5 separate regions of the Homo sapiens genome follow, and all the other regions are linked to region 2. The links are chromatin loops, found by intact Hi-C in ENCODE. Cell type or tissue: PC-3. All regions are shown on one strand. Region 1 has its middle 94 kb from the start of SEMA3C. Region 2 has its middle 24 kb from the start of SEMA3C. Region 3 has its middle 250 kb from the start of SEMA3C. Region 4 has its middle 380 kb from the start of SEMA3C. Region 5 has its middle 85 kb from the start of CD36.

Region 1 (5,000 bases), 70 kb before region 2:
TAAAAATTTAATTATACTTTGTTATTATTAGATCAAATATTATCATAAAGAATAACTTTCCCTCCCTTATCATCCAAAGCTCTTTGGACAGTATGAATTATCAATCATAAGGAAAATTCAGACTAAATTCTTGATTATTTCATTTTAGTTGCTAATTTAAGGAACAGGTGTTGGTGCCAAATTTCTCCAGTGGTGTTGTTCAATGAATTTCTTGATTCCTTTACAATTCCTGCACCCCCAGCCCCACCTTGTTCTCTCTCTCATCTCCACCTCTTTCAATCTCTCATCACATAATAAACTCAGAACCCTATTTTAATGTTTTATATAATTCCCTTAATCATTCTTTCTTATGTTCAAATTATTCTCCTATATTTGAAAAATGTGAGCTATTTATGTTGGTTTCTGTGTCCTTTTACACAAAATAACAGAGTTTGACAGATGCTTGATTATTGACTCACTGAAATTCTCCAGGTTGATTTATATATTTTCTGCCACATGGCTGAAGTCCAGTATTCTTTGCAAAAGCTATAATTCCTTTTAATGAGGAATGGTATTTTAAGGTGATAATATAGATAAGTAGTGTCTATTCCTATTGGGTTGCCATTGCTTCCAGGCATTTGCAATGAACGAAACTGAAAAATAATAATTGCTGTATAATTATATGTTGCAATGTAAATATCCTTGTGCTCATTCTTAGAAGTTATGTTAATTGAGATAATCACATAATTAAATAACATTTAATAAATATACATGTGGAATCTCTATTTCTGGTGATAGAAAATGACTTGTCTAACCTAACCCATGCTGTAGTGGGACAGCAAAGATTTGATTTGGGGTTTTCTAATTCTCAGGTAGATTATTTCCATCCCAACTCTATATCCATAGGGGGTAAAACCATAAAATATTAGCAATAAATTACTGTTTGGCATATTATAATGTTCAGAATAAATAAATATATAGAAGTTGATATAAAACATTTACTTTAATGGAAGACAGAGAGTTCATAACCTCTGTAAAATAATTATTTGATTAAATAATGTCAAGTTATAAACGCAGTTGAATAAGAAATGGAATTGCTGAGTCAAAATTTTACTCTGTCTTGAGTGTGTAAGTCACTAATGAGTCAACAGTTTCCACAGCCGTCAATATGCAAACCATAATGGTGAATAACTTGTTACATCTGAAACTATAATCCTCTCTCCCTGACTCTCTGAATTGTTACTCTTTGTAGATTAGTGCTTTTGAGATTTATTTAGAATGTCTATAATGATACCAAAGCTTTTAATGTCTCTAAAATATGTAAAAATTTGTGACTAATTCCTCCTTTAGAGCATGAATACATGTATCCTTCATAATAAAATATAGCGATATGAAATTTTATATACTAGACATATTTTAGTTTTAAAAATTTTACTCCACAATTTCAAAATAAAATGTTCCTATTTGTAAATACGTAATGTTTTTGACACAATTAAAAAATTTGGATACAATAATTTTAGGAAAATGCAGACCTAATGCATGAGATACAAGCATAGATAAGTTCCCCTCTTATCATCTAAAGTATCTGAATATTAATCTCTATATTTGATTTAGTTATTTGGTTTATATTTAGTTTTACACTAGACCTAGTCCTGAAAAATTAATACATAAAATAAAGATCAAACATAGGTTTGATATGTTTTAATTCACATCTAAAATATAATCTCACCTGAAAATGATTTACAGGGTTTTAAAATCATTTCAATAAGTTCTTATTCACTATCTTAATTCTTTTTTGGCAAAATCCAACTGCCTATTAATGTCCCTTAGCAGAATAAAAGTGAAAAGTCTGTCCAATGGTAACAGTTCCTGAGCCCCATGGATCTGCAACTTTTCAACTTCTGGAATTCTCTTGCTGCCATTGAAGCTTTCACTACTCATCTGACCACAGCACAACCCTATTTCTTCCCTCTCCCCTAACTGGAAAACTAGTGAGAAATAATATTTCAGGTCTCCAATGGATTGCAAAGGAAATTCCTGTAGTCTGTGATCAGTATATTCTTTCCACTCTAAATACTAAGTGACTATATATTTATATGTTTTTGCCATTTTATATTCTAATATAATCTGTTCTCAGATTCAGAAAAACTGGGATTCCTTTCCATTCCAATTCTTTCAGAAATAAGAAATCTTCCACTGGCATAGTGCCTTTGGGTTGCCTATTTAAAGAATTTCACACATATTATAGCAAACATTTTTCATGTTTTTATGGCTTTTATTAAAGCTTATGCAATACTTGTTAAATCACTCAGATTCTGACACTCAAAACAACATGAAACTCTTGAGTCATCAAAACAAATTTACAGGGAATTTCTGAGGTGGCTGCAATAGAGTAGCTGACTAACACTCCCACTGAGAACAACTAGAAAAAAACAGATATAATTACAAAGAGGGAGAGGCTTCGTTTGAAGTCACTGGAAGAGTCGCTGAGGCTATCAGGACTTGAGGGGTCAAGATCCCTCAAAGAGGTCAATCACAAAAGGGTTACCTGACATTCTGTAAGCAGCTTTCATATTTAGATCATTTGCTGGAGAGAGAGATTGAGAAACAAGGCAGAAGCCAAAGCAAAAACACAAAAAGCTGAGAAACAAAATAGCTTTGGTAAACACATGAGGTATGTAGGGAAAATATGGTAGGATCAAGAGACAGAAATTAGTGTGAGGTATCTAGAACTTAAAAGGCAAAATCCAAGAGAGACAGAAGGAAAAAATGGGCTTACAGTTAGCAATACTTCTCTTTAATTTTTTAAATCTATACACAGAGAAAGAGTCTAAAAAAATTAAGAAGAAAAGTAGAGGCTGGGCACGGTGGCTCATGCCTGTAATCCCAGCACTTTGGGAGGCTGAGGCAGGTAGATCACAAGGTCAGGAGATCGAGACCATTCTGGCTAACACGGTGAAACCCTGTCTCTACTAAAAATACAAAAAATTAGCAAGGTGTGGTGGCGGGCACCTTTAGTCCTAGCTACTTGGGAGGCTGAGACAGCAGAATGGCGTAAACCCAGGAGGCGGAGGTTGCAGTGAGCTGAGACTGCGCCACTGCACTCCAGCCTGGGTGACAGAGTGAGATCCCGTCTCAAAACAAACAAACAAACAAAAAGGAAGGGACAGAAAAGAACCTAAGGAAAGTATGGGATGTTATGAAAAGAAAAAAATATATAGTATATGTGTAGAGTCCCAGAAACAGGAGAGAGAGCATAAGGCTAAAACAGTACTGAAAAGCTAATGTCTAAAAATTTTCCAAACTTGGCAAAAGCAGTTATGCTAAAGATCCAAAGATTGTATCCATAGCCTTAATTCAACTATATATAATGCAGAAATTAAAATTATATATATCAAGCAAGATAATTTCACCACATTAATAAAGAGGGAGAAAATGATAAGATAATGGCAAAAGATGAAAATTTTCTTTTGATAAAATTCAACACTATCAATAATAATAAAACTAAGAAAACAATGACTAGAATAGAACTTTTTTTTACCTTCTAAAATATCTACAAAGACCAACAGCAAACATTATACACATTAGTGGTGTGTTGAAAGCTTTACTCTTAAGGTCAGAAATAAAATACCCAGTATCATGTCTATTCAACGTTGTACAAGAAGTCCTAGCCAGTGTAATAAGGCAAGAAAAAGAAATAAAATATATAAATGGTGATAAAAGACTAAAACTACCTTTATTCACAGATAGTAGAATACAGAAAACCTAAATAATCCAGATTCTAAAAATAGAACACATATTATAGACCATAGATTCACATGATCTGTATACAAAAATCATTTTGTATACATTTACAATTTGTTAGATAATGAAATTTAAGAAAGATACCATTCATGAAAGAATCAAGTATCAAATAACTTAGAATAAATTTAATGCTAAATACACAAGCATCTAAACAGAAACTACAAAATGTCACTGACAAATTAAAGAAGGCCTAAACAAGCCAAAGTACATATTGTCAAAATATTTATTCTTCAAAAATTGATGGATAGAAAAAAACTAGTCTTCAACAAAATCCCAGAAGATTATTTTTCATGTTTGTGTGTTTAGAAGTTGGAAAAATGTTTTTAAAACTTGTATCAGAATTCCGTCGGGCACAGTGGCTCACGCCTGTTATCCTAGCACTTTGGGAGGCCGAGGCAGGCGGATCATAAGGTCAGGAGATTGAGACCATCCTGGCTAACATGGTGAAACCCCATCTCTACTAAAAATACAAAAAATTAGCCAGGCGTGGTGGCAGGTGCCTGTAGTCCCAGCTACTCAGGAGGCTGAGGCTGGAGAATGGTGTGAACCCAGGAGGTGGAGCTTGCAGTGAGCCAAGATGGCACCACTGTACTCCAGCCTGGGTCAGAGTGCGAGACTCCATCTCAAAAAAAAAAAAAAAAAACCATATCAGAATTCAAGAATAGTCAATCTATTCTCAAAGTAGAGTAATATTCACTGGTATATATCATTGGATATCTAGACTTATTTTAAACATTCTATTATTGGTGCAAGCAAGACAAATAGGCCAGAATAGAGTTCAGCAACAGACTTTCACTTACAGAGTCAGCTGTCTTACAAAAAGTGCCACTGCAATACAATGGAGAAAAGTAGTCTTTTCAATGCATGGCATTGATTCAGTTGGATATTCACATGGAAAAATGAAATAAACTTTATCTCCAGCATACACCATACACAAAAGTCAATTTCAAATGTTTGCAGACCTAAATGTAAAAGGTAAACAATACGTTTTTAAAACTTTATTAAGATGGGAGAGTAGCTTTCTTTCTTATTTGAAGTAAGCAAACATTTCTTAAGCAGGACCTAAAAGCACTACAAATTAACAAAAAATTAATAAATTCAACCTCACTAAAATTAAATATTTCAGTTCGTCAAAAGATATCACCAAAACTGAAAAAGCCTCAGAGTTGAAGATGTGGCAATATATCAATCTGCCAAAGGCTTGTATTCATAATGCA
Region 2 (5,000 bases):
ATGCTTTTTTCACCCCAAGTCTCAGATTATAATTAAATAATCAACCTATTATTTGTAATTTATGTTATTACATGTTTGTTATTTATTGTTTTTCTTTGTCTTCAGAATGTAAGCTCCATAAAAGATTATATCAATCTGTTGTCACCTCTACCTACTACAATATTTTACACAGAGAACGTCATAAATAAACATTTGTTAAAGAAATAATAAATAGGCCGGGCGCAGTGGCTCATGCCTGTAATCCCAGCACTTTAGGAGGCCAAGGTGGGAGGATCATGAGGTCAGGAGATGGAGACCATCCTGGCTAACACGGTGAAACCCCGTCTCTACTAAAAATACAAAAAATTAGCCGGGCGTGGTGGCGGGCGCCTGTAGTCCCAGCTGCTCGTGAGGCTGAGGCAGGAGAATGGCATGAACCCGGGAGGCGGAGCTTGCAGTGAGCCGAGATTGCGCCACTGCACTCCAGCCTGGGTGACAGAGCGAGACTCCATCTCAAATAAATACATACATACATACATACATACGTACATAAGTACATACCAACATGCTGCTTAATGTGTTACCCCTTCTAACAGAATTTGCTTTATTAGGAGAATGACTCAAGTGGCTTTGTTTTCTTCTAAAATTATATCCATAATCTACATCCTTTAATCGCCTGATGGTTCTGAGTCCTTTTTGAACTCTGCACTAAGTATAATTAATAGCCAGGATATCCCCAGGTGGGTCTGCGACTGTCATCGCATCTCAGCAGACTGAAAAAGTGATGCCCATTTGGTAAGCTGGGGTAGCAGGACATGTTTCTCTTTAATACTCTAGCCAATACTTAACTAGCAGTTGTAAGGTCCTGTAATGCTCTTTCTTAAGTGTCCATTCTGTTTCCTCCTTGATGCCAATTTGCTTAGGGTCCTCAATGACTTTTGCTTACACTTTACATTCAATGTTAACAAAATAAATAAATTATGATTTTTGTCTTCAAAGAGCTCAGAGTTCAGTGGACTATACAAAACAAGTAAAATAAAAATATCTTCATAGTCCCCATTCAGACAAATCCTGCAACTGAGAAAAAGTGGCAGTGCGTGAGAGAAAGTTATACTAGGTAAAGGGAAGAGCAAATGCAAAGACATAGATGCTTGAGAGGGAGCCACGTGTTGAGAACAATGAGTGATTTAGAGCCCATCGAGACTGGATCCCATAATGAGACAGGCAGAGGAAGGGACTGGTTAAGGTCCCATTGGAAAGCCATTTTACCATGGTAAGTTTACCTTTTATCCTCTGTAAAATAGGGAACTGTGCAAGATTTAAATAGGGAAGTGGAATACTCAGATTGTTCAGATTGGTTTTTTTTTTTTGAAAAGAAACATTGTCGGTATTTTGAAGCATGAACTAAATTAAGGATTAAGGATTAATTAACTTTTCTTGAATCTGCAAGCAAATTTGTCCATTACTGTTCTTTTGTTTTGGTCCAGAAGGGACTATTAATAAAATACGGACTAAAAGGAGAGTTGCTTCTGCATTCTCTACATTGACTGCCTCTACCATCTCTTTATTATATTTATTAACTTGTTATTTTTCTAAGATGCCTGTTATTTCAAATTGCCAGCAGCAATTTTCTTTTGGAGGCTATCCTGGGACTAAAAAAGAATATTCGTTCAAAGGATATGATACAGTATTGTAGAACCTAATTAACACATTTCATATATGAATCATTATGTTATTTATTACATCAGCAATTGACCACAGTTAGTAGAGCAAATAGATTTTAACTTTTTCACCAATTTTTGCAACCCATGGCCACCTAGATACATGTCTCAAAAGGAAATCTCTGCAGAAAGTGTTTATCCAACAGCGATGTTTGCCATATGTGAAGATAAGATCTGGTCATGAGTCCAGGAGCATCAACCCAGTGGGTAGCAGGTAAAAGGTTGGAAGGAAGCAGATTCTGTAGCATTGGGACATTGACAGTGGGGAGCACATGGAGTGCTTGGATCAAAGAGACATTTTAGAACAGTAGTGTGGCAACTTGATGAAGATAATTAGATAATAGTGATATGAAGCAGTTTTCTTGAATCTGCAAGAAAATTTGTCCATTACTGTTCTTTTGTTTTGGTCCAGAAAGGGTTATTAATAAATAGGGACTAAAAGAAGAGTTGCTTCTGCGTTCTCTACATTTGACTGCCTCTACCGTCTGTTACTTTTTTTTTTTTTTGAGACAGAGTCTCGCTCTGGCTAATTTTTTATATTTTTTTAGTAGAGACAGGGTTTCACAGCGTTAGCCAGGATGGTCTCGATCTCCTGACCTCGTGATCTGCCCGCCTCGGCCTCTCAAAGTGCTGGGATTACAGGCGTGAGCCACGGCGCCCGGTCAACTTGTTACTTTTTTTTAGATGGTTGTCTTTTTAAATTGCCAGCAGCAATTTTCTTTTGGAGGCTATTCTGGGACAAATAGAAAATACTGGTTGAAAGGAAATGATACAGTATATGTAGAACCTAACTAACGCATTTCATATATGAATCATTATGTTATTTAATCAGCAAATGTTTGCTCAGTAACTATTTGAATCATTTTGTTTAACTATTAGCATCAGCAAAGATTTGTTCACTGACTCTCTATTACCTAGGATATACCCAGTATTCCAAAAGGGAAAAAAGTAGCATAGCCTCTCCTCTTGAAAACTGTATTTTCCATAATTTATTCAAGCAAAATTGACTACTTAGACACTATCCCTTTGAAGTAGCCCTCCCCAAGCTAACCTATGAACCACTATTTGCTCATAGGAAGGAAGTGGTTCTATCTAAGGCTAAGAGCCAAGAATTTTGCATTCCATTCCATTCATTGCTTCTGTTACTGATTTATTAAGTAATATTAAGTAGCAATTCTGCAGACTTTTCTCTTTGGCCTACTGAGCATGGCAATGCACTGGAAATTCCACTAATGTGGGCACAGCTTGGGGCACGACAAAGAAATAGGTGGAGACTAGAAACACATCTCTGACATGTCTTAGGAATGTCCCTAGGGATATTTCATTACTGAGTAGCTGAGCAGAGACATGACTCAGCCAGAGTTCCTGCAACTGGCTGTCTGGGGCAGCTATGAGAATGCTGGCAGGAGTTGCTGACTAGCCAGTGTTTGGTGAAGATGAAAAACAGCCTTTTAGTTAGAACTGAAACTTCTAAATAGCAATCTGATTGTACAAACTGACTTGAGTTGTTTGTTAGTACTAACATATTAAGAGGGGAATAAATTTGCTATCTGTCTGCAATAGCTTTCTCAAATATGTCAATGCATTTGAAGCACCTTGCGAAGAATTATTATTTAATCAGTGGACATTAGAACTCCTATTTTGATGGATTCTTTAGAAAAATACCTTGATTTTTGCAGTTGAAAAGTGAGAAAGGTTCTGTTGACAGAGAACTAAGAAATATGTAAACTTGTTTCTTAAGAAACAAACACTAAATTGAAGATGGAAAAAAGGGGAAAGAAAAGAGATGGAAGGAAGGTGACCAAGGAATAGAGCAGAAGAATGAAAGAGTGGATGAAAATCTATAGAAAAGCAATGCCTAATAAATAGCATTTATATTAGTGGTGCAAATTTTCCCTCCATGTGATAATATATACAGATAGATATATATTTTACATTGGGATTTTGATTATTTAATATTTATTTTTAGATTGTGTTCACTATCTGTGATATAAAGAAATTCAAAAACTTCTTTCCTGGTTATGAAACATTGTGTTACTCATTGCCTTTTTTTCAAAAACAGAAACTGGACAATTAAGGCTAAGTGCAATCACTCTGTTTAAATTTATTGGGCAATAGTTGCATGATCTTCAGTTGTGGAATTTGTGTGTCAAGGCTCATATGACAATTCCTTTATGGCACTGAAATAAGACTGTACTTGTCTTTGCTTTGTCCTTTCGGCCTGCCCTTGGTGAACTCCTTATTGCAATGAATTCGTATTTCTGAATCTAAAGATGACTAGCTTCTAGCTGCTAAGTTAAATTTAAACCTCCGTGAGGACACCAGCTGTCCCTAAGTGAGATAATTTGCTATTTTCCTCGGGCCAAAAATTCCAGTTTGGGGTAAGACAGGGCCTTGAAATGCACATTCCCTAAGAGGTTACTTTTGATCCAGAGATCTCTTAAAGTGTTAATGAATTTCCACACACATGAGCACCCTGCATTTTTTTCCTTTTGGGTTAAAAACCGAAGAGGTCTATAAGGAGACTGTCTCAGAACTTTGGTTCCCAGAACCATTATTTATATTCAGCTTCAGTGTTCCTTATTTATTAGCTGGGACCTAGCAGAGCAGTTACAGCAACAGAAAACAGCAGATGGCAAATTTCATGGTGGCGATAACACAATAACTGAGAAGTATGTGGTGAGCAATATGGGAGCTCTTCACAAATCCCTTATTATCCTTTTTTGTTATTTCTGTGTGTGGAGGGAGGGATGTTAAATGTTTCGTGTATATTCTCTCTCCTATCCTATAACAATGACACAAGAGTGTATGATGCTATGAAAACAGCTCTCTTGCCTCTAGTTGGGGCAACTCTAAGGTGTGACACACACTCCAGAGCTCCCTGAAAAGTCAGGCTAAAGTTCTTCTCTACAGGATGCATGCCTCTGCACCTGCACTATTGCTTGGCTTACTTCCCTTCTTTCTTCTGCTTTTTCCAACTCCCTAACCTGCATGCCCTAGAGGAATTTCCTTAATAAATTGGTTACACATACATCCTTGGCTCAGGGTCAGCTTGTACTAAACCTACAACAAAGGGAGGGGTGAGTAAAATGAGGAGACAGGGAAAAGATGAATCTCCAAGAGAGATAAAAATGAAAGGTTACTGGAAGGCAGGATGGAGCAAAGAAATCCTTAAAGAAAGGAGGGGAAATAGGGTAAAGGGGGAATCAAGAATTGAGATACTATTGTCTGGCACCATAGTATATGGGACCTTTATTTAGGGGTCCTGAAACATAGTGCTGAAACACAAGGCCCTGACTT
Region 3 (5,000 bases), 230 kb before region 2:
AGGATAAAGAATGTATGGCATATACAAGGAAGAGAAACTTTAATCTTCCTTTGAAGTTTGAAACAAACTAATCTCTCAAACTAATTATTATTTAGCTAAAATTGATACCATAATCTTTTCTGTAAGAAAACAAATAAGCCTTAGGGATGAGGAATGACGAGTACAATTTAAGTAGAGGCAGAGTCAGTGAGCCAACATCATAGCAAATCACATAAACACCTTGTACTGATACTGTTATTGTTACTATTCAATTCAGTCAGGAATCTAGAGCTACTGTAAGGATCAAAACCATTAAGGAATTTGAAAGTTCTTTGAGAACCATAAACCTCCAAATAGAAGGCATCATGTTGCTGTTACATTTTGTTCTAATGACCCTTAACCTTTCACACTTCAGCACTTAAATCTGCTTTCACTTCCGAGATTTTTCTGAGTCCACATTGACAACTGTGGATTTTCCACTTGCTCTGACAGTAAAGGGCATATCAGTAGCTCTGTCTACCCACCTGTATCTGGACCATATCTTGGCAAAACTGTTAAGTGGGCAGGGTTTGCTATGGAGAACGCCCACTCATCTGAGGTCCTGTGTTTTATTTCCTGGTAAGTCATTCGCTGGAAATTTTAAAAAGATCATCTAGTAAGAGCTTAAGCTGTGAACTTTTCAGAAGCAGCATTTAGGACACAACAAATGATGGTTGACTGATCAGCAGTCAGGCAATAACTCTGAAGACTCAACACCTAAGCAACCACCCATGATGTATCTATTCCCACAGCCAGTTCTGCCTGTTGGACAACATTGTGAGGCTTGCTTTTGATCCCAGTCATTGAAAATTCCTATTCAACAGAAGATTTCCCACTGTTTACATTTCCCTTAAGGAGGAAGCAGTCTGTGGACTCCTGACATTTAAATTTACCATTAAAATGAGGTTTTTCTTTTTCCCATCCTTGCTGCCAATTATTTCATAGTGGCAGATTTGGAACATTTGCCAGCCCCACAAGGCGTGTAAATGGGTTCTCCATGGAGACGAAATTCTTCATTGTTGCCATTCCAAAAATGTATGCTTTGAAAAGAATGTGCTGTGTTCTGTAAATATCTCTCCTACTGATACAAGTTTATATCTTTGCTACTGGAGTTTGAACACCTTTCTTTTTTTGTCAATGCAAACCCACATAAAGTGACCTCCCACGGTATAAGTGTCTACATATGACACGCCTGGTTACAGACACAGCTGAATTGACTTTTTTTTTTTTTTGGCCTTTAATGATACATCAACAGCTGATCTCCTAAAGGGATGGGCAAACCCAGCCATATTTTAAGCCAGATAACTTTTCAAAAAATTTGTCAAGCATTTTAGCAAGTATTTACATTTCTATTTTTTAAACTCTTGTGTATTTGAAGAAAAAATTTAATCCACAAGTTTCTAAATAACTTGTCTGTAACGCAACAAAATATTTTATAAGAACAACCATCATCCAAAATAGCACATTTTGTTCTTTGCATTAGTGGGTTTATAAAAGAAATTTATATATTATCTTACAAAAATTGATTAGAGACTCAAATTATCTTTAGTTCAGTAGAGTTCTAAATTGAAAATAACACATTGAAATGAATGAAATAAGCCTTTTATTCTGAGGGGAGGGAAGTGATACCATGATACATCTATATTGAATCTAAACTTTCTTTTTTTCACTTATTGGTTTAATGAAAGTGACATTTCTGCTATGTTATTTACTTTCTGCAGTGCTATGGTAGTTACATAATTTCAGAGAAAACTATTCACATTATCATCTACAGAAATTGCACTGGAGTTGTATACTGCATAACCTAAGACATCCTGAAGTCTATACCCAGGACAACCAAACAACTCCAATTCTAATTCAGTGTAAAATAGTAATGAATTTTATTTCAGACTAAATTTGCTTTTCTAATAAATAGTACTATAATTAAATACACTAACAAATAAATGAATAACAAATTATGACAGATATTACAAAAGATTTGGGGCTATTTCAAATTAATGTTTTTTTAAAAATTCAGTACCAAAGACAGTGTAGATTTTTTTACTCTTAGGCTCTTGGGAAGGATGTAAAGAAAACGAGTAACAGAAGGATTATTGACCTCATGCAGGAACTCTTTTCATTTCAGGCAAATAAGGAGTTTTACCTTATTGTTCTAAAGTGTGCTGAAAGAGAAGTCAAGAAATTCCACAGAAAATCCTTTTAGTCATAGACTGAACTTTAACCACCGAACTGTTTTTCATTGTTCTCTAAGAGAGGGAGAAACAGAATGTTGAGTAAATTCTAATTGCATCAGGAGAGCCTTCTTTTTCTTGGTGTTTGTTTTCTTTGGCTGGTAATGCACAGCTTCTTGTGGAAAATAAATCCCTTGGTAGTGTTTGTCTTTCTTGTAGGTGTGTGGGACTAGTATTTGGCTCAAAAGCAAGTTCAAACCAAATCAAGAGTTCCACCGTGTGTGATGAACCCAGGCAGCCTTCACCTTGAACATAAAGAATGTGGTCCATCCGTTCAACTGGCCTTTTCAGGATTTCACTAGCGGTGCATGCAGAAATCCATCACAAAGGAATGCAGCACTTCATTTGACATGGATTCTTGCCCAGAAACTTAGTAAAACCTCAGTCCAGCCATTTACTCAGGAGCGTGTTTGATAAGATACGGGTATTAGTAAATATGAAAGGAAGCTAGGGAAGTTAAGCCTACCCGGAACTGCTTAACCGACTTTCCCTCAGTGTATACCTTCCCTGTAAATCACATTACATTGCTTCAAGTATTAAAAGTAAAATTAGCAACCACTAGAACTAATCTTGAACACAAATAATGGTATGTAGACTAACAATGAAAATAGGAGACATGTGAAAGTAAATGAAACTCCAGGGTTTCTCTGGTTTTAAAAATGTATATTTCCAGATTCACAAAACATATCCTCATATGGAGACAAAAGCTCCAACGTGGCAGTGAAACAATGAAAATATTTTAAGTGCATGATAAATTGGAAATATAAAGAAGGGAACATTTGGAATACCACGAATCCACATATGGGATTTCATGTGTGATTACACATAGGTATGAAAATGGGAAAAGAGACAGAGCCAAACTATTTTAAGATGACCTAGCCATGATGTGCAAAAAATAAGCTTAATAATATAATAATAAAAGTTGTATGTAATACTTTCCTTTCATTCAGTAAATATTATTTTATATAGGAAGTTCATTTTATAATACATGTCAAGCCATAGGGGTGAGATAGGAAGGAGGCACATTTATGGCCTTCATTATTAAGCCATATGAGGGATAAGTTTAGAAAACAAAACAACCTGGGCAAGATATAAATTGGCTATAGGTAGGTCATAGATATTTATGTTTCTTGTTAAAATATATATGATACAAGGAATTCATAGGTTTCATCCTCTGGCTTAAGATTGTGATTACCTATTCATGTGGGAAAAGTTCTTCTTAATGTATAGGAAAAAAGGTTCTGATACATAGAATATCCTTTGTTCCATTTTTGAATTGATAGTGCAATTGGTTAGGAAATAACACACAGGAAGACTAGAGAACCTAGGTATTTTACAAAGTTTTAAAGAGAGAGCTCTTGGTCTTCTTGGGAGGGTCTCAAGGATCTGCTTTTCATTGTTGTGTTGTTTGTTCATGTAATGTGTGCTGCTTGCCTTGGTTTGAGCATGTTTCTATAGCAAAGCAGAATTCCAATGGGATTGGGTGAAAGAAGAACCCCTAAGTTATGGCTGGTTTTCCCAGAACCAGTTTCTTTTTTTTTTTTTTTTTTTTTTTTTTTTTTTTTTTTTTTGAGACGGAGTCTCGCTCTGTCGCCCAGGCCGGACTGCGGACTGCAGTGGCGCAATCTCGGCTCACTGCAAGCTCCGCTTCCCGGGTTCACGCCATTCTCCTGCCTCAGCCTCCCCAGTAGCTGGGACTACAGGCGCCCGCCACCGCGCCCGGCTAATTTTTTGTATTTTTAGTAGAGACGGGGTTTCACCTTGTTAGCCAGGATGGTCTCGATCTCCTGACCTCATGATCCACCCGCCTCGGCCTCCCAAAGTGCTGGGATTACAGGCGTGAGCCACCGCGCCCGGCCGCCAGTTTCTTAAATAGCCTCTAAAATCTTCATCTTTTTCCAAATAAACATTATTAGTAATCTCTTTAAGAGTAACCCCCATCACCTCATATTACTCTCACATACTGAGCTTTTAATGTACATCAAGAAGATTAAGCACACACCTCAGGTATTAAAATGTGTTTCCTCTGCAATCTCATTTTAGATCAAATATCAATATGGTTATCTCACGTTGTAGAATATTACTGAACTAGATTCTATGTTGGTTGAGCTCTAACTTAAGTTTAGATACAGCTCAAGCCCTACAAAGAAGAACATTTAAATGTATCGCTGTAGCTTGTTTCTGTAGCATTTAAAGTTTCTGGCATCATGGAAATGATTTTGGAGACATTCTGAGTGCCTCTGTTGATTTTACCAGACTTGTGACCTTAAGCAAATGGCTTAATCTCTCTTCCTCACTTTTCATTTTGCAATGAGAATATGAATACTAACCATTTATATAATTATAACCAATGTTATGAGGCTAAAGCATGAGAAGAGTGACAGGCACAGACAAGCATTTAAGTAAGAAGTTGTTTGCTATGGTCTATTTAATGTATTACAGTTTGAGCAAGAACAGTGTTCAGATTTGTGCACATTAATTATAATATTAAAGCTGACATCGTTGAGAATATACAACATGGCACATGTATACATATGTAACTAACCTGCCCGTTGTGCACATGTACCCTAAAACTTAAAGTATAATAAAAAAAAAAAGTTGTTCTGATGAACAACTTTACAACAGGTGTAAATATACTGTAGAAGACCCTGAAATTGTATATGTTTTCAAGTTTTGAATAAACAACCTAACTAAAGGAAAAAATAGTAAATCAAACCTAGGTTCTCTAATTTGTAAATTTCTGTCTATGGC
Region 4 (5,000 bases), 360 kb before region 2:
GTTACATAGTGTCCCTCTCCTTTTCAGATCCTTGCTGCTCTGTGCGGCCTCCATGAGCCCCCTATTTGAAATTGCTGTGCCACATTCCCCTAATAATCTATAACCCCATCTCTGTTATTATTAGTATTTTCCAGAGCCATTAATGCCATATTTATATATTTATCTTCTTCCCCTACAAAGATGTAAAATTCTGTAAGGACAGGGACTTTTGTCTGATTTTTAACTGCTGTATCTCTAGGACGTTGAATAATAACACTTGCCCTGTAGTAGATAATCAATAAATATTTTTTGGAATAAATTCCTCTCTTGAAATAATCTGAAAAATAAACTTATGGAATAACATAGAGCTTTACACATTTACTGGTTGAGTTTTCTTTCTGCATTTTCATATAAAACAACTGTCATATCATTAAGCATTTTGTGAAAAGATTCTTAAAGGGGACCTCTACAGAAAAAAAAAAGATTTTTAAGTAAATTATTTGTTTTCAATATATACTGTATGTTTATACTTTTGTCTTCTATAAACCAACAGTAGCCTCAGATGATAGATGATACCTTTTTACTTCTGCTTTACTTGAACTGTAAAAAACATTTTATCTTATCTCAACATTGCATACTAGTCCTAAACTAGTAAACAGAATTTAAACTATAAAACTATAAGGTTGGTGTACAGTTATCTAAGGGACGTAACAAAAAGTAAATATCAGTGAAACAATGCTCCAACTTCAGGGCGTACATAATAATATTTCATAAGGGGTGTTTGATGTTTTCATCAATGATAAATTAGACACCACACAAATTTTGGTCTCAGAGCTATGAGCAATAGCTGGCAGGAAACATGTTCAAAATTCAAATTGGTCTTGGTTATCAGGATCATAAATAAATGTAATGGGATTAAGTTACGAGGTCACTGTAATACATCTCAGGAGGAATAAAACAACTCAGCAAAAGAGGCCATAAATGCAACCTGACTAAAGCAGCAAAATTGTTTAATCTATACTATACTATTTATTAGACACCGTCCTAGACACAGATCAGAATTCAAAGTGAATAAGCCATGGCACCTACCCTCAAGAGTTTTTTTACTGCAGGGAGTGATAAATAAATAAAATAAAATGCAAGTTGAAAATGTTTTTACATGCTGAAAAAGAGGCATGCAAACAACAGCAGCACAGTGGGGGAAAAGAACTACGAATGAGATCAGTAATATGTGATCTTCCTTTTAGCTTCAGCACAAGCAGCCATATAGTTATTACCCCTTTATCCTTATTCCAAACTGCCAAGAGAAGCAAACAAATCACATTCATTAATCCAAAGGGTTGGATACCTTTATCCAACTATGCTCCAGTTAGCAATGGATGGAGAAGGGAAAAATAACACAAAATAGTGTACTTACAGAGGCAAATTCCGAAGATGGATGACTGTGCAATACCTCCAAGAAAACTGAAGCTGGAAAAAGGTGCTTCTATATATTACCTATGAATGCTGAAGAGAAAGGGTGAATACGTGAAGTAAGACACTTGCACAGTCATTAGATTCCTAAGGATATTATCAGCCATTGAGAAGGCAAAGAAGATGTTGTGCTTGAATAACAGAGACTCTTGAAAGAGAAAAATCAAATTACAACTTTCAAGAGATTAACATGAAACTTGAGAACAATGTTAGTTCTGTTGTTGAGCTAATTACTCAGTGAGAGAAGTTCAATGATAATTCCTGGTTTTGATGAGAACTTCACTATTATTTATGTAAGTAAATTACACCTGAAACAGAGAGATTTTTCTTACAAGGTCAAAAGCAGTTAAAAGACATCCATAATAAATAGCAGAGCTAACTAACAGAAAACGGAGCAAGTAGAAAATGTTAAACAAGTGTCTCTGACAAAAAGACCTGGAGTCAATGGTTGCTAAGGAGTCATAAAATAGGTATGTGGTAGAAGGAGTAGGAGATTCTAGCACCTACATCAAATTCCCCCCTTATCCTCCAGAAAGTCACCTAGAAATCTCAGCTGAGATGATTTGCCATTCTGCCCAGTTATGAAGAGACGACTAGATAATATGCTTCAATGTCCCTACCAGAATTGTTTCTGTGAAGAAAAATAAAATGTGTCAGATCAGTCTTTCGAGTAGCAACTTATTCTTTATTATTATTTTAGTTTTTGACTTTATAATAGGAAGGTTCCCTTCATGGCACCAAAAAAGTCCTACAAGTGCATTTTCCATAAGTTGTTTGAAGACATCTATGTTTGGACAGTTAACAAGTCACTAGGGAGTTCATGAGTAAGAAAAGGCACAGCCCTGACAGTGAGCCCATGTTTTTGTAAAGAATGCCTGCCGTTTAAAGGTCATAGGCTGAGAAGCTGTGGTTAGCAAAAGAAATTAGTCATGAAAACACAGTACAGCCCAGCAGGGATTTATTATGCATGAACCACTTCCATTTTTTGTTTATTTAAAATAAGCTAGATTGTGAAAGTGTTGAAATTTCCTCGTGGCACATAACTTTAGGGGAGTGCCCTCCTCTCCTCCTCAGCACATCGTGTTGATTGAGATTATTTGGAAGATATGACTGCTGTCCAAAACTAAAAGTAAAGCAAGGATTTCAACACATGGGAAATTCCAAATGCATAAAAAGGAAAATTACCACACCTATAACTGAATATTCAGTTTGTTTTTTAGAAAATCCGTGCACATATACATAGATGTTTTAAGATAAAAGTGGATATGGCTCCCCAAGCATGAATGAGAAATGCTAAATTTGGTTACAACAGGCTTATTCAGAATTATGGATTCTAAGTGGGAGAACTTAGAACACACGTTCAGCATTTTTTGGAGAAATAATTTTGAAGTACCTGTGATACTTTTAACATACTAACAAGCTTTGAAGGAATTTAATAAAGGGCTTAAAATTTTCAAAAAAAGTTTCAAATTACTCTCTTGAATCTGTAGTTCATTTGTGTTTCCTCTTTAGCTGTCTCTATGGTTCACATTCAGCATCTTGTTTCCAAGAGTGCATGTGTGCATCTCTGCTGTTTTATTTCAATATCATTTCAATGGTGTACTGAGAGAATGAGCACCTTACCTTGGAGTGTTTGGTTAAAGATCTGATATCACATTATCATCTCAATTCAAAGTTCCATTTTGTATTCTATAATACATATTATTTTGCAACTCTAAATGATAAAAGTTTTGAAAGTCTAACCTATATTTCTATTAAATGAAGTGAGTATGTTGTTTTCAATGTGTTTTATCAGCTAGCACCCCCACCTCATCACCAAATTGCTCTCTCACCTAGGAGGTGCCTTTTCTTAAAATACAGAGATCTGTATTTTAGAGATATTCCTTTGTAATTTTAGATGGCAAAATCCCTAAAGGTGGTATTAGAGGATATTAAATATCTTCTAATATTAAATCAGGAACACCTTGTGGAAATGAGTTTGTATAAATCTCTCCCTTTGAGTCAAGACTAGAATGGCAGAAGCATATGGAAGAACTGAAAGTGAAAAAGGACTGAAGTAGGGAGAAGGTTTAACAAAGGAAATTGAGATATAAAACCTTGTAATGCAAGATGATTCATTATGACATTTATTCTTTGATTAAGACATAGTAGGATATACTAATAAGTCATGATATATTAATACAGTACATACTCTATAGTAATCAAAATCATAAGCAGTATATATGAATCTCAAAGACAAAATGTTGAATAAAAGAAGCTAGAAACAAAAGAGTACTTACTCTATGATTCCATTCATATGAAGACCAAAAAGAGGTGAAGGTAACAGAATTGAAACAGAGGTGTAAAGTAAGAGAATTCAGAAATGTCTGATTAACCTTTGGAAGCAAAATTATGACTGAAAGGGAGCATGCTGGTAATATTCTATATTTATCTATACCTATATTTATATCTATATCTAAACAACTAATTTGTCTTAAAGTCTCTGAGTGCCAGACATGGCAGGCAGACTTGAAGATGGCCTCCTTTGGTTATCACCTCCTGCTATTTATACTTTTGTGTATTTCCTTCCTTGAGTGAGAATTGAACCCAGAGAGTTATTTTTAATGAATAAAATATAGCAAATTCCTTTTATGATTATGTTACATAAGATTGTGACTTCTGTCTTATTAATAAACTCACTCTCTTGCCAATTTTGATAAAGCAAACTGCCATGTTGGAGAGACCCGTTTGACAAGGAACTGAGCGCAACCTTCAACCATTTGCAAGGAAGGAACTGAGACCTTCAGTCAAACAACCTTAAGTCATGCCCAGATTCCTGTCCCTTAGAAACTGTGTTGTTTTGAGATGGCAAGTGTTGGGGCAATTTGTGATGTAGCAATAGATGTTACATTAAGCAGAACATTTCAGAAGCCACATTAGCCAGCAAGTTGCTAGTTCTGGATAATTGAAAACTACTTAATGCTGTAAAGCAGATTATTTGAAGTTAATTTTTTACTGCAATAATATTTTATTATAAGTAGGTGTGCAAATAGTTATATGGAATGTTTGCTTTGGACTATGGGGACTTCCAAGATGTGAGACTTACAGTTTCAAAACCATAACAGTCTTGGGAAAGCCAGGACAGTTAGTCACTTTACATATTGACTATGAAATGATTTTTACTGTTTATTTTGTTTTTCGAACCTAACAGGGGCTTACTATTGGTTATGTAAGTGAATATTCAAAGTAAATTTTCCAAAGTAAATATTTTTCATATAAAACTGAGACTCAAGAAAAGGAAGCTATAATTTTTTCTTGTTTTCTTCTCTTTCTCTGCATGAAATTATTATGTGAAAAATCAGTTATTGGATTTCAATAAAATAACACGTATGGGCCCTATTTTAGAGGATCTATCTGAATATTTTGCTGTTAACGATGACAAAGCCTTGCTGAGATGTCATAAATCAACTGAGTAAAGGTCAATTTTCACCAGAATTGTCAACACTGGTCAGTCTTACTGTAACAATTTCCACATGTAAGGGAGTGTATTAGTCCATCTTCATGCTGCT
Region 5 (5,000 bases), 220 kb after region 2:
AGCATTTAGATGTGTTTCAATGTTTAGGACATGTTGAGAGTCCTTAATAAGAACCCACCAATCTTTGCTTAGTAATTAGACATCATGATTATTCCCATTCTAGTTTAAAAAGGAGACTTGCTGCAAAGCAAAGTACTATCTTGCTCATACAGACCCCAACCTACAGACATTTATGGATTATTTTTTCATTTTGTCATTTTGTAATCTCTTTGTCATAAGAGATTACATCATCCAAATGGCTTTTAGGATAGTGCATCGTTTTCACTGAAACACTTTGCCTAACTGAATTTGAGACACCTTCCATTCACGTAGAGTAGCTTTTATAAAAATTGCCTCAGCCAGGCTCATTTCAGCTATATTTACACTACTTGTTTTAATGTGCATATTGTCATGACACACAGATACTGCATTAAGTAATTAAGAGGCTGACTACATAGTGTCATTTGCTGTATGAAACTGAATCTGTGGATTCAATCAATAACCACGTGAAAGTGCCTAGAGCTCCAGGATTAAGACACAACCTGCTGAGTTAAGACGAGAGGTCCAAATGGGAGCATACTAATTTGTAACACCATCCTGCAAGTTTCAGTTCCATTTTAATTAGTCATAAAACATAACATAAGCCATGTTGTTAACTAAACCATCCAAGACAAAGTCTTCCTTTCCTTAGCAAAGATTCGAAATAGAGGTAAAAATAAAAGCAAATATTCAACTGAGCAGAAGAAGAGACATTAATTTTATCTGCCTTTCTGGGACATGACTTATATCCTGAAGAGGAACATAATCCTGTAATTGCTGTAGGCCTTCTTATGTTTTTGCTGACAAAAAAGCCATTTTTGAAGTGCTAATATCACTGTAAATACAACTCATTTAATATGAGTTTCTGTCATTCCACTGGTGAAAGGGCTATGCAGCTGTTGTTTGCTAAATTGTCATTTGTTGGGTTAAAAGTTCGTCCTACACATCCAGGGTATGGTCACCACTCAGGAATCAAATGACCACACCAGAACTACATACTATGTGGATCATATAATTTGTTTTGGATCGGCTTCCTTCCAGATGCTAAAATCTGGTATATTTATTAAGTGTTGGCTAAAACCCTGATTCACTCTGGAGTTTGACTGGAAAAGACTAATTGAATGGGACCCATCCCAACACATATGTCTCCTCAAAGCTGAAAGTGATTTAGGGCTTTGAGGGCAGTTAGTGACCATCGGATAGATTTGTACTCATTCTAGGCAGCTAGCGTGCAGCAGTGTTTCCATCCTACAAGAAAACTTGTGGTGAATATTTCCCAGATGGCTTTTGCAGACAGAGGTCTCTTACAAAAGAAGAAAAGAACACTTTAACAAAGTCCAAAGAGCAGCTCATGTTGAAGATTTTTTTTTTTTTTAAGGACAAATTCAGAGGCCTTTTCAAACTCTACAGGGTGCTTCTGGAATATGTTTGGAATGTAAACACATGCCTGACTGAATTGCCCAGCTGCTACCTGGCTTACAGAGTGACCTTTCATAGAGTTCTCAAATTTTAAATCAAAAAGAAATCTTGTTGAACCTTGGGGTCATTCTGTCCCTTTCTTTACAGAAAAGCAAAATGAAACTAAGGTAAGTTAAGTGATGCACTCACATAAACTGGGTTTCCATTCAAGCTGCCATGTTCCTTCTCATTCTGGAGGGTAACCTGGGCTCTGTGGTACAGGTGTAACTTCACAGCATGATATTTATTGGTGACATTCTCTCTTGCTTCATATTCATTTATTCTTTCCCTTTCAGTTCTGCTTCATTCCCTTTCTGTTTCCTGCATTTACTCCTGTTCTCCTACTCTTTTTTGCGATTACTCTTTTTAAAAACATCTCTCGGCCGAGCATGGTGGCTCACGCCTGTAATCCCAGCACTTCGGGAGGCCGAGACAGGTAAATCACGAGGTCAGGAGTTTGAGACCAGCCTGGGCAACATGGTGAAACCTCATCTCTACTAAAAATACAAAAAATTAGCTGGGTGTGGTGGCATGCCTGTAATCCCAGCTACTCGGGAGGCTGAGACAAGAGAACCTCTTGAACCCGGGAGGCGGAGGTGGCAGTGAGCTGAGATCTGGCCACTGCACTCCAGCCTGGGCAACAGTATGAGACTCCATCTCAAAAAAAAAAAAAAAAAAGTATGTTCAGTTGATTAAAGGATTACTTACAACTAGCTCAGGAAGAGAAAACAACACCTCTAAAATGCAGATGTAACTGATGTGGCTTGAATGAGACAGGAATTTGAATGTCCCATTTTACACCAAGGTGAGCTAATCCAGACATGTAATTTAAGCTTTTTAAGGTTTTAAGGAATCTATCTGACAATTGTGGATTTAACTTCCCTTCCCAAGTGAGAATTGACTCAAATATTTCCCCCATTATTTGTTATCATCACACACACCTATATACACATACTCATACTCTACAACTGGACTACAAATGTCAAAAAGAAATAAGCCCATTTAAATAAAAGTGAATTAACTTAATCTTCAATCTTATATATCCAGAATGTGTTATTGTAGCCACAAAACAATGACTGTTGGAGATACCATGTTAACATTACAGAAATGTATTGTAATCCTAATCATTAACCATCATGCAGTCTACAAATGAAGGAGATGAGAGTAACCCAGGGTAGTGAAAGATTTTATGAGAGCAGCAGAAAATATTCACAGTAAGACACAGATGGGGAAATGTGTCATGTGGAATGCAAGTTTGACTAACAGAAGCCCAGTGGTTGGGATGAGATGAAAGCGTAATGCAGAGCCCAGTGGGAAGAGGCACAGAGTACACTGGCACAAAGTGCAGTGGCTCATGCTGATGGAATGACTGAAAGACGCAGCAAAGGAGCAAAATGAGCTCCTTTAGCTGAGCCTTAAGCAATCACCACCTCTGACTAATATCAGCCCAGGATGGTGAAAGGTCATTCAGCAGCAAATTGGATGACATGGTTTATTCTATATAACTAAGAAGTATTTGGAGTGAACTGTTAGAGATTAAGTCCTAGTATGGCAGGTTAAATTAGAGATAATTTACTTTGCTCTCACTCTGTTTTCTCTCCTCCTCCCAGGCCATAGTACTCCCCTGCCCCTTGAGATTTTTGCATAGCTTGATTAAAAATTAAATTGCTTCGACAAAATTGCCTCTGGGCTTTAGTTTTCTAGTGCCTGAATTCTTTCAGGGGACCATGCTGGGGAATCGGAAGAGAGCAATAACTGGGAGGAAGAATGAGGGAGGAGATTTTTAGAGGCTAGGAAAGGAAGAAAGTCTTCTGGTCCTAGAGCAGCGGGGAATCTCTCTGGCTTCCCAGTGAGTAGCAGAGACTAAGAAGGTGACAATGATGGGGCTTTCAGACAGTCAAAGACCCTGGCTGTACTAGACATGTGATTGACAGAAGAGGCTCATTTCAAGAATCCTCCTGGCTTAGAAAACAAGGTCATCCACAGTGATCCTGACTGGAGTAGCACCCAGATTCCTGTGCAGTTGCAATAACAGTGATGACTGCCAGGCTGGTATTCTGAAAATTGTCCCTGTTAAATTATTTTAAAACATTTTTGTATTGCAAACTACATACAATTTTGTTGTGATGCCAGGTTACTTTGACATTTGGAAATCTCACCCTTATGCCTTGAATTCAAAGCATATGAATCTCTTACTCCATTTTTTTCTTCCTTGACTCCAATCCACCCACAGCCTGCAGTCGTAGGCAGATCTGTGCTTCTATGAGTCATACTGTACTGTCACATTGAGTAACTTGCAGTATAAGGAAAGAAAGAAAAGTTCTCTAATTTAGACATTAGATTTACCAAATCAACAGGATTTCAACATGACAGAAACTGTTTTTGGTACTTTTGCATCTGACTGTGCATGAACCAAGAAAGAAGAAAACAAACTGGAAAGTGTACTTTGAAACAAAATACAACTCTTGCCAATAAAAATTTGTTATCCTTGTTTAAAAAAAATTGTCTACCCAAAGTTATCAAAGGAGAATTGGGATTATTTGAAGAATAAAAAGGTAGAAGGAAATAGTTGGAGTTAAAATACCTCAGCATTCTTCCTTCAACTGGTATAGAGGCATAAATTGCTTTTAATTAGCATATTAAAAATTGCGTACAAATATTATGACTCAAAGGCACACTAGTCCGGGGTTATATATATAGCTTTTCTTGAGATATAATTTATATGCCATTCAATTCACCCATGTAGATGTACATAAATTGTGCAACTACCACCATAATCTAGTATATTTTTATCACCTCAAAAAGAAATCCTGTACTGTGTAGCAGTCAGTTTTAATCCTCTTCCCCTTCTTCCACTCTAGGCAGCCACTAGCTTATGTTCTATCTCTATGGGTTTTCTCATTCTAGACATTTCAGATATATGGAATTACACAATATATAGTCACCTGTGACTAGTTTCTTTCACTTAGCATGATGTTTTCAATGTTCATATATGTAGCACATAGGAGTATTTCATTTTTTTGATTGCCTAATTTTCTATTGTATGGATGTATCACCTTAAGTTTATCCACTTATCAGTTTATGGATATTTGAGTTGTTTCTACTTTTTAGTTTTATGGATAATTTGTGTACATATATGAGGTTGAACTTTACAATGATCAAATAGTATTTTATTTTCATTATTTATGATTCATTAAAGGTCCATGTCATATTAACCTTATGTTAATTAACTTTATTTTCTAAAATTTGTATCCAAAGGTATGTTTACAATTTACACTTCTTTGAATTACATATTTAATATTTTCTATTATAAATATTTTATAAGGAGTACACTAAAATTTTGTAAGTTATAAATGTATGGCATAGATATATTTTTATTATATGACTTCTGTCAAAATCGGTAAATATTTTACGTAATACTACTACTCCTAGTCCTCACTTTCTTGCTTCAATGAATTGTCTAGATGAAACCATCCTCAGTGATTGCTGAGTCTGAAAGTTTTCACTTCCCATCTCTTTGATAT

The links. Peaks named below come from ENCODE experiments on the same cell type or tissue, not always from the same donor. Only the 100,000 strongest peaks of a DNase experiment are listed, where the experiment ranks them.
Region 1: it touches region 2 in a loop (5-fold over the local background); 3 of 110 quality-filtered maps call a loop at or near these places.
Region 3: a loop joins it to region 2, with 3 times the contacts of the local background. A loop is called at or near these places in 4 of 110 quality-filtered maps.
Region 4: a loop joins it to region 2, with 12 times the contacts of the local background. A loop is called at or near these places in 4 of 110 quality-filtered maps.
Region 5: it touches region 2 in a loop (5-fold over the local background); 2 of 110 quality-filtered maps call a loop at or near these places.

The regions. Positions count from the first base shown.
Region 1 is chr7:81,010,613-81,015,612 of GRCh38, reverse strand. No RefSeq gene overlaps it. Among named protein-coding and RNA genes, the nearest start is that of SEMA3C, 94 kb to the right of the region's middle. RefSeq lists an enhancer at 2,219-2,722. In PC-3, no CTCF peak of the experiment used is centred here; a DNase peak (open chromatin) is centred at 2,342; H3K27ac peaks cover 1,565 bases.
Region 2 is chr7:80,940,411-80,945,410 of GRCh38, reverse strand. No RefSeq gene overlaps it. Among named protein-coding and RNA genes, the nearest start is that of SEMA3C, 24 kb to the right of the region's middle. In PC-3, no CTCF peak of the experiment used is centred here; DNase peaks (open chromatin) are centred at 2,470, 2,960, 3,830 and 4,660; H3K4me3 peaks cover 2,439 bases; H3K27ac peaks cover 4,092 bases.
Region 3 is chr7:81,171,493-81,176,492 of GRCh38, reverse strand. No RefSeq gene overlaps it. Among named protein-coding and RNA genes, the nearest start is that of SEMA3C, 250 kb to the right of the region's middle. In PC-3, no CTCF peak of the experiment used is centred here; a DNase peak (open chromatin) is centred at 2,582.
Region 4 is chr7:81,296,843-81,301,842 of GRCh38, reverse strand. No RefSeq gene overlaps it. Among named protein-coding and RNA genes, the nearest start is that of SEMA3C, 380 kb to the right of the region's middle. In PC-3, no CTCF peak of the experiment used is centred here; a DNase peak (open chromatin) is centred at 2,332; H3K4me3 peaks cover 477 bases; H3K27ac peaks cover 1,786 bases.
Region 5 is chr7:80,720,776-80,725,775 of GRCh38, reverse strand. No RefSeq gene overlaps it. Among named protein-coding and RNA genes, the nearest start is that of CD36, 85 kb to the right of the region's middle. RefSeq lists a silencer at 2,629-2,923. In PC-3, no CTCF peak of the experiment used is centred here; DNase peaks (open chromatin) are centred at 2,805 and 3,715; H3K4me3 peaks cover 1,022 bases; H3K27ac peaks cover 3,768 bases.